2 separate regions of the Homo sapiens genome follow, and region 2 is linked to region 1. A link is a contact called in ENCODE Hi-C data. All regions are on one chromosome and are shown on one strand. The core of a region is the stretch at or near the end of the contact, and the rest is flanking DNA. Distances in the headings are between cores, read along the strand shown. Region 1 holds the start of AR (androgen receptor). Region 2 overlaps AR (androgen receptor).

What was found. A loop is a pair of places that touch in the nucleus more often than their neighbours do. Pooled maps may share reads with other maps.
Region 2: a loop to region 1 is called in a map of gastrocnemius medialis, with 5 times the contacts of the local background. The contact joins the enhancer-like site here to the promoter of AR in region 1. A Hi-C loop is called at or near these places in 16 of 168 maps with a recorded cell type or tissue (MCF 10A, Right ventricle myocardium inferior, aorta and 7 more), 1 of 37 single-sample maps with no recorded cell type and 14 of 50 pooled maps.

The regions. Positions count from the first base shown.
Region 1 is chrX:67,540,961-67,545,270 of GRCh38, forward strand. AR (androgen receptor) reads left to right here and starts at 3,061. Exons shown (of 8, transcript NM_000044.6): 1 at 3,061-4,310. The coding sequence starts at 4,187.
Region 2 is chrX:67,721,844-67,726,644 of GRCh38, forward strand. It overlaps AR (androgen receptor), which reads left to right. Exons shown (of 8, transcript NM_000044.6): 6 at 1-120; 7 at 984-1,141; 8 at 1,843-4,801. The coding sequence ends at 1,998. Among named protein-coding and RNA genes, the nearest start is that of NXTAR, 61 kb to the right of the region's middle. Within about 2 kb of position 1,251, at least 3 of the 41 ENCODE cell types and tissues checked have a DNase peak (open chromatin) inside an H3K27ac peak, as active enhancers do; they include gastrocnemius medialis, where a contact is called at or near this core.

The DNA.
Region 1 (4,310 bases), core at 1,811-4,310:
TCAAAAGTGAATGGATAAACAAAGCGTGGTACAGCAATGCAATAGAATACTACTTAGCAATAAAGAAGAATGAGCTAGTGATATACATAACAGCTTAAATGTACATCAAAGGCATTGTGCTCAGTGAAAGATGCAAGTAAAAAAAAAAAAGAGTACATGCTGTATAGTTCCATTGACATAAAACTCTGGAAAGTGAAAAACAGTCTATACTGACAGAAAGCAGATCATTGGTTGCCTGAGGAGGAGGAGTATAGGAGAGGTGGAGGGAAAATGTACAAAGTGGCACAATAAAAACTTTTGGAATCATAGATATATTCACTATCTTGATTGAGTGATGATTTCATGAGTGCACGCGTGTGTCAAAAATGATCAATTTATGCAACTTTAAATATGTGCAGTTTATTGTATATATCAATTATACCTCAGTACGGCTATTAAAAAGAAACCCTCTGGCTGCACAATGCAGAACTGATTCTAGGAAAGAGTGGAGGGAGGATGACCATTTACAGTGCTCCAGGTGGAAGAGAACGGTGCCTTCTGGAAGTGAACTAGGTTGGCAACAACAGAGATGAAATAAATGGGCAGATGTGTGAGATACTTAGGAAATAAAACCCGATGGTCACCATTTTCCAAAGGTCAGCTCATCCTGGCTTTCCAGAGCAAAGAGCTAGGGAAGACTTTATTAATAAATCCCTCTTGAAGTTGCAGAGGAAGCTTATAGCAGAAACTTACTCTCAACCTGACTAATCTGAGAGAACACCTCTGGTTCCATTTGATTACTAAAAAACTGCAAAGAACAGGAGGAGAAAGAAGAAGAAAGCTGGTACAAACAGTGAACTTATATAATATTAATCAATAATTGTCTCTTGTTCTTAAAAGCAATGGGAAGAAAATGAGATTTGAGCTGGAAGATCAGAGTTCAAAATCCAAATAAAGTATATGGCCCTAATATGCTTATAGTAGTTAACCTTTCCTGATAATGATATAATTGTTGACAGCACCATCTTTAAAAATAAAAATAACATAGTAATCCTTCAGATTTGTAGAATGCTTTCCTGTTTACAAGTTTGTTCTATACACATTATGTCTTTTAAATGACACACTAGCCTTCTGAGGGTAACTTATATTGGCAACAGTTTTCAGATGTGGAAACTGTGAAGACAATGTTGGTGATGTGGAAGCAACATAAACTTTGGAGTCTTTCAGACCCAGGTTTGAATGTCAGACTGCTTTTTATTCAGAGTAACTTCAGAGCATTATTTCTCACCTTAATTTTTTTTCAGGCCTCTTTGTGTCTATGTGTCCTCTTCACTCCTGTCCATTGTTCATTCAGTGATTTTTGCACCTTCCTTCACTGTTAGTGTGTAGACACATAGTTCTCCTGGCTCTGAGACCTATGTTAATTCCATTCTACCATCCTGCCAGCCCACTCAATTCCTATTGAGCAATGCTAGTTGAAAGTTGTGGTGGGATTAAATGTTGCAATGAGTATTCAAATGAGGTTGAAGTATCTACGCATTCTACTTACATATGGTGAGGTATATTCAAGGAAGGCTGTAGCCATTAAAATCTCAGGAAATAATTTTTCACCTCCTCAGGTGAAAGGGTCTTCAGGCCTTTGTGTTCTGGAAGGTTCATTTATAGCCATTTCCCAAATGACAATGCGATTGATGAGTCTAGAGTCTAGCTCAAATAGCAATGGACTGGAAGACTAGTTTAGGTTTTACTAATGTGGAACATAGAACAAATTATGTCCTTGTTTCAGCCTGTTCATCTGTGAAATAGAGCCTATCATATCCAGTCTTCCTTGCCTTTAGGTTTGAGTTACCTTCTTTGGTCAAGGTAAGTAAATGCCTATGATGTTTGGCTGTGCACAAGATAAAGCTACAACAAAGCTACAACCCATCTTTTCTCTGTAGAAGACTGCAAAAAGCAAAAGAGACCCAGGCAAAAATCTCGGAATGACTTTTGGAACAGAGAGCCTCCCCAGAATCAGAAGTCAAAGGAATTTAAAACATAGGGAGGCCCAGGGTCTCTACTGACATAAAGGAAAGATGTTTTCCTTATAGGTTTACGTTTACATTTTCTCTCTCTTTCCATTCCCACTTGCATCTCCACCTTTACACAGGGCTTATGGGACCTCCTCCACAAAAGAGCAGTTGCAGTAACCCACATCATCCTCTACGCCTGGCTGTCCATCAAGAGGCGAAAAGCAGCCCTATATAGGTTCTATCCTTGGATAGTTCCAGTTGTAAAGTTTAAAATATGCGAAGGCAACTTGGAAAAGCAAGCGGCTGCATACAAAGCAAACGTTTACAGAGCTCTGGACAAAATTGAGCGCCTATGTGTACATGGCAAGTGTTTTTAGTGTTTGTGTGTTTACCTGCTTGTCTGGGTGATTTTGCCTTTGAGAGTCTGGATGAGAAATGCATGGTTAAAGGCAATTCCAGACAGGAAGAAAGGCAGAGAAGAGGGTAGAAATGACCTCTGATTCTTGGGGCTGAGGGTTCCTAGAGCAAATGGCACAATGCCACGAGGCCCGATCTATCCCTATGACGGAATCTAAGGTTTCAGCAAGTATCTGCTGGCTTGGTCATGGCTTGCTCCTCAGTTTGTAGGAGACTCTCCCACTCTCCCATCTGCGCGCTCTTATCAGTCCTGAAAAGAACCCCTGGCAGCCAGGAGCAGGTATTCCTATCGTCCTTTTCCTCCCTCCCTCGCCTCCACCCTGTTGGTTTTTTAGATTGGGCTTTGGAACCAAATTTGGTGAGTGCTGGCCTCCAGGAAATCTGGAGCCCTGGCGCCTAAACCTTGGTTTAGGAAAGCAGGAGCTATTCAGGAAGCAGGGGTCCTCCAGGGCTAGAGCTAGCCTCTCCTGCCCTCGCCCACGCTGCGCCAGCACTTGTTTCTCCAAAGCCACTAGGCAGGCGTTAGCGCGCGGTGAGGGGAGGGGAGAAAAGGAAAGGGGAGGGGAGGGAAAAGGAGGTGGGAAGGCAAGGAGGCCGGCCCGGTGGGGGCGGGACCCGACTCGCAAACTGTTGCATTTGCTCTCCACCTCCCAGCGCCCCCTCCGAGATCCCGGGGAGCCAGCTTGCTGGGAGAGCGGGACGGTCCGGAGCAAGCCCAGAGGCAGAGGAGGCGACAGAGGGAAAAAGGGCCGAGCTAGCCGCTCCAGTGCTGTACAGGAGCCGAAGGGACGCACCACGCCAGCCCCAGCCCGGCTCCAGCGACAGCCAACGCCTCTTGCAGCGCGGCGGCTTCGAAGCCGCCGCCCGGAGCTGCCCTTTCCTCTTCGGTGAAGTTTTTAAAAGCTGCTAAAGACTCGGAGGAAGCAAGGAAAGTGCCTGGTAGGACTGACGGCTGCCTTTGTCCTCCTCCTCTCCACCCCGCCTCCCCCCACCCTGCCTTCCCCCCCTCCCCCGTCTTCTCTCCCGCAGCTGCCTCAGTCGGCTACTCTCAGCCAACCCCCCTCACCACCCTTCTCCCCACCCGCCCCCCCGCCCCCGTCGGCCCAGCGCTGCCAGCCCGAGTTTGCAGAGAGGTAACTCCCTTTGGCTGCGAGCGGGCGAGCTAGCTGCACATTGCAAAGAAGGCTCTTAGGAGCCAGGCGACTGGGGAGCGGCTTCAGCACTGCAGCCACGACCCGCCTGGTTAGGCTGCACGCGGAGAGAACCCTCTGTTTTCCCCCACTCTCTCTCCACCTCCTCCTGCCTTCCCCACCCCGAGTGCGGAGCCAGAGATCAAAAGATGAAAAGGCAGTCAGGTCTTCAGTAGCCAAAAAACAAAACAAACAAAAACAAAAAAGCCGAAATAAAAGAAAAAGATAATAACTCAGTTCTTATTTGCACCTACTTCAGTGGACACTGAATTTGGAAGGTGGAGGATTTTGTTTTTTTCTTTTAAGATCTGGGCATCTTTTGAATCTACCCTTCAAGTATTAAGAGACAGACTGTGAGCCTAGCAGGGCAGATCTTGTCCACCGTGTGTCTTCTTCTGCACGAGACTTTGAGGCTGTCAGAGCGCTTTTTGCGTGGTTGCTCCCGCAAGTTTCCTTCTCTGGAGCTTCCCGCAGGTGGGCAGCTAGCTGCAGCGACTACCGCATCATCACAGCCTGTTGAACTCTTCTGAGCAAGAGAAGGGGAGGCGGGGTAAGGGAAGTAGGTGGAAGATTCAGCCAAGCTCAAGGATGGAAGTGCAGTTAGGGCTGGGAAGGGTCTACCCTCGGCCGCCGTCCAAGACCTACCGAGGAGCTTTCCAGAATCTGTTCCAGAGCGTGCGCGAAGTGATCCAGAACCCGGGCCCCAGGCACC
Region 2 (4,801 bases), core at 1-2,500, 180 kb after region 1:
ACAAGTCCCGGATGTACAGCCAGTGTGTCCGAATGAGGCACCTCTCTCAAGAGTTTGGATGGCTCCAAATCACCCCCCAGGAATTCCTGTGCATGAAAGCACTGCTACTCTTCAGCATTAGTAAGTGCCTAGAAGTGCAGGGAATGCCCCCTGAGGGCACAGAGATTCAGAGAGGACCACTTTTGCCATTAAAACATTATTAGGGAAAAGCCAGCTCCTGGACATTTCCCTTCTTCATTCCCCCTCCCCATCCCCACTCTACTCTCTCTCAGCATCATTTTCCTAACAAGAAACAATTTCATGACTAGAAGCCAATTTATTTGCTAGAAGTCAACCTCCATCAGATTCCCCACCTATCCCCAGTCTGTCTTTGGGACAAGGCCTTTTTGACTGGTTACAGCAGGTCTCTGAATTTTTCCATAGCTTCTGCTATAGAAACAGACATGGGCCACCTTGTATTCTTTGCAGGGCAGTAGAGCAGGAGGCATTTCCTCCTGGAAAGATTTCCTCTTCTGCCAACAGGAGGAGATCTATGTAAGCAACTCAGATAGGATTTGTATGGCAGCCAAGGAACTTTTCTTTAATATCTTTTCTAAGAGCCCTCTCTTAGCCCCTACGGAGGGAGAAGGGCAAAATTTGATATTCAAAGCTATGTGTTTTGGTTATCTAAATCAGGGTTTTACTGTGAATGACATAAAAGCTTAGGTCCTAAAAAATGAGTATCTGAGAAGAGTAGAAAAAGAAAAGGTTCAGGAAATTTGATTTACTTGACTCCTTTCAGATCGGATCCAGCTATCCTTTCCCCTGAGATCTCCCTGACAGACTGAAGGCCCCAAGCACACAGACTTCAACTAACAGGAAGCCAAGTAGATGGTTCCCTGTGGGGGTGGGGGTCAAGTCTGTGGTCAGAAAACTTGGTGCTTTGTCTAATGCTCCTTCGTGGGCATGCTTCCCCTCCCCATTCTGTCTTCATCCCACATCAGTTCCAGTGGATGGGCTGAAAAATCAAAAATTCTTTGATGAACTTCGAATGAACTACATCAAGGAACTCGATCGTATCATTGCATGCAAAAGAAAAAATCCCACATCCTGCTCAAGACGCTTCTACCAGCTCACCAAGCTCCTGGACTCCGTGCAGCCTGTAAGCAAACGATGGAGGGTGCTTTATCAGGGAGAACAGCCTGATAGAGCCAATGATAATATGCTTCTCTAGAGTCTGGCACCACCTGTTGGGAGGTGCTTCCATTCCCCTCTGGCTTTGAGTGTGGTCCAGGAAGAAAATGTGGTGAAGAAAAGAACACGGGTCACAGTGTCCCAGCTGGATATTGTGAAAGGGGTGGAGGAGTTGAGAACAGAGCAGTTGGGACTCAGGGAAGGGACTTGCAGCAGATGAATTCTCTAGGCAGACAAAACAGACCTGGATGTTTTTCCCCTCTTCTTTGAGTCATGTTCATGTGAGTTTGTCTGTCTGTGTGTGTGTGTGTGTGTGTGTGTGTGTGTGTGTGTGTGTCAGAGAGAGAGAGAGAGAGAGAGAGATGGAGTGCGGAGGCTTGGGTGAGAGCACAAGCTGGAGAAGTCTTGAGTCAGAGAGCTTACAATGGTATAAGACATCTCTTGGGAGCCCTCAGTGACTCCATGGAGACCATTTCTTTCTCTCTCTCTCGCTGTCTCTCTCTAACACACACACACACACACACGACCTCATGGGGGAGGACCAAGGAAGTACGGGGAAGGGGGAGGAAACAAAAGGCTGAAAGACCAAAAATCAGAGGTTGGGGAAGAGGCTAGCAGAGGCCACCTCCTTGTCAACCCTGTTTTTCTCCCTCTTATTGTTCCCTACAGATTGCGAGAGAGCTGCATCAGTTCACTTTTGACCTGCTAATCAAGTCACACATGGTGAGCGTGGACTTTCCGGAAATGATGGCAGAGATCATCTCTGTGCAAGTGCCCAAGATCCTTTCTGGGAAAGTCAAGCCCATCTATTTCCACACCCAGTGAAGCATTGGAAACCCTATTTCCCCACCCCAGCTCATGCCCCCTTTCAGATGTCTTCTGCCTGTTATAACTCTGCACTACTCCTCTGCAGTGCCTTGGGGAATTTCCTCTATTGATGTACAGTCTGTCATGAACATGTTCCTGAATTCTATTTGCTGGGCTTTTTTTTTCTCTTTCTCTCCTTTCTTTTTCTTCTTCCCTCCCTATCTAACCCTCCCATGGCACCTTCAGACTTTGCTTCCCATTGTGGCTCCTATCTGTGTTTTGAATGGTGTTGTATGCCTTTAAATCTGTGATGATCCTCATATGGCCCAGTGTCAAGTTGTGCTTGTTTACAGCACTACTCTGTGCCAGCCACACAAACGTTTACTTATCTTATGCCACGGGAAGTTTAGAGAGCTAAGATTATCTGGGGAAATCAAAACAAAAACAAGCAAACAAAAAAAAAAAGCAAAAACAAAACAAAAAATAAGCCAAAAAACCTTGCTAGTGTTTTTTCCTCAAAAATAAATAAATAAATAAATAAATACGTACATACATACACACATACATACAAACATATAGAAATCCCCAAAGAGGCCAATAGTGACGAGAAGGTGAAAATTGCAGGCCCATGGGGAGTTACTGATTTTTTCATCTCCTCCCTCCACGGGAGACTTTATTTTCTGCCAATGGCTATTGCCATTAGAGGGCAGAGTGACCCCAGAGCTGAGTTGGGCAGGGGGGTGGACAGAGAGGAGAGGACAAGGAGGGCAATGGAGCATCAGTACCTGCCCACAGCCTTGGTCCCTGGGGGCTAGACTGCTCAACTGTGGAGCAATTCATTATACTGAAAATGTGCTTGTTGTTGAAAATTTGTCTGCATGTTAATGCCTCACCCCCAAACCCTTTTCTCTCTCACTCTCTGCCTCCAACTTCAGATTGACTTTCAATAGTTTTTCTAAGACCTTTGAACTGAATGTTCTCTTCAGCCAAAACTTGGCGACTTCCACAGAAAAGTCTGACCACTGAGAAGAAGGAGAGCAGAGATTTAACCCTTTGTAAGGCCCCATTTGGATCCAGGTCTGCTTTCTCATGTGTGAGTCAGGGAGGAGCTGGAGCCAGAGGAGAAGAAAATGATAGCTTGGCTGTTCTCCTGCTTAGGACACTGACTGAATAGTTAAACTCTCACTGCCACTACCTTTTCCCCACCTTTAAAAGACCTGAATGAAGTTTTCTGCCAAACTCCGTGAAGCCACAAGCACCTTATGTCCTCCCTTCAGTGTTTTGTGGGCCTGAATTTCATCACACTGCATTTCAGCCATGGTCATCAAGCCTGTTTGCTTCTTTTGGGCATGTTCACAGATTCTCTGTTAAGAGCCCCCACCACCAAGAAGGTTAGCAGGCCAACAGCTCTGACATCTATCTGTAGATGCCAGTAGTCACAAAGATTTCTTACCAACTCTCAGATCGCTGGAGCCCTTAGACAAACTGGAAAGAAGGCATCAAAGGGATCAGGCAAGCTGGGCGTCTTGCCCTTGTCCCCCAGAGATGATACCCTCCCAGCAAGTGGAGAAGTTCTCACTTCCTTCTTTAGAGCAGCTAAAGGGGCTACCCAGATCAGGGTTGAAGAGAAAACTCAATTACCAGGGTGGGAAGAATGAAGGCACTAGAACCAGAAACCCTGCAAATGCTCTTCTTGTCACCCAGCATATCCACCTGCAGAAGTCATGAGAAGAGAGAAGGAACAAAGAGGAGACTCTGACTACTGAATTAAAATCTTCAGCGGCAAAGCCTAAAGCCAGATGGACACCATCTGGTGAGTTTACTCATCATCCTCCTCTGCTGCTGATTCTGGGCTCTGACATTGCCCATACTCACTCAGATTCCCCACCTTTGTTGCTGCCTCTTAGTCAGAGGGAGGCCAAACCATTGAGACTTTCTACAGAACCATGGCTTCTTTCGGAAAGGTCTGGTTGGTGTGGCTCCAATACTTTGCCACCCATGAACTCAGGGTGTGCCCTGGGACACTGGTTTTATATAGTCTTTTGGCACACCTGTGTTCTGTTGACTTCGTTCTTCAAGCCCAAGTGCAAGGGAAAATGTCCACCTACTTTCTCATCTTGGCCTCTGCCTCCTTACTTAGCTCTTAATCTCATCTGTTGAACTCAAGAAATCAAGGGCCAGTCATCAAGCTGCCCATTTTAATTGATTCACTCTGTTTGTTGAGAGGATAGTTTCTGAGTGACATGATATGATCCACAAGGGTTTCCTTCCCTGATTTCTGCATTGATATTAATAGCCAAACGAACTTCAAAACAGCTTTAAATAACAAGGGAGAGGGGAACCTAAGATGAGTAATATGCCAATCCAAGACTGCTGGAGAAAACTAAAGCTGACAGGTTCCCTTTTTGGGGTGGGATAGACATGTTCTGGTTTTCTTTATTATTACACAATCTGGCTCATGTACAGGATCACTTTTAGCTGTTTTAAACAGAAAAAAATATCCACCACTCTTTTCAGTTACACTAGGTTACATTTTAATAGGTCCTTTACATCTGTTTTGGAATGATTTTCATCTTTTGTGATACACAGATTGAATTATATCATTTTCATATCTCTCCTTGTAAATACTAGAAGCTCTCCTTTACATTTCTCTATCAAATTTTTCATCTTTATGGGTTTCCCAATTGTGACTCTTGTCTTCATGAATATATGTTTTTCATTTGCAAAAGCCAAAAATCAGTGAAACAGCAGTGTAATTAAAAGCAACAACTGGATTACTCCAAATTTCCAAATGACAAAACTAGGGAAAAATAGCCTACAC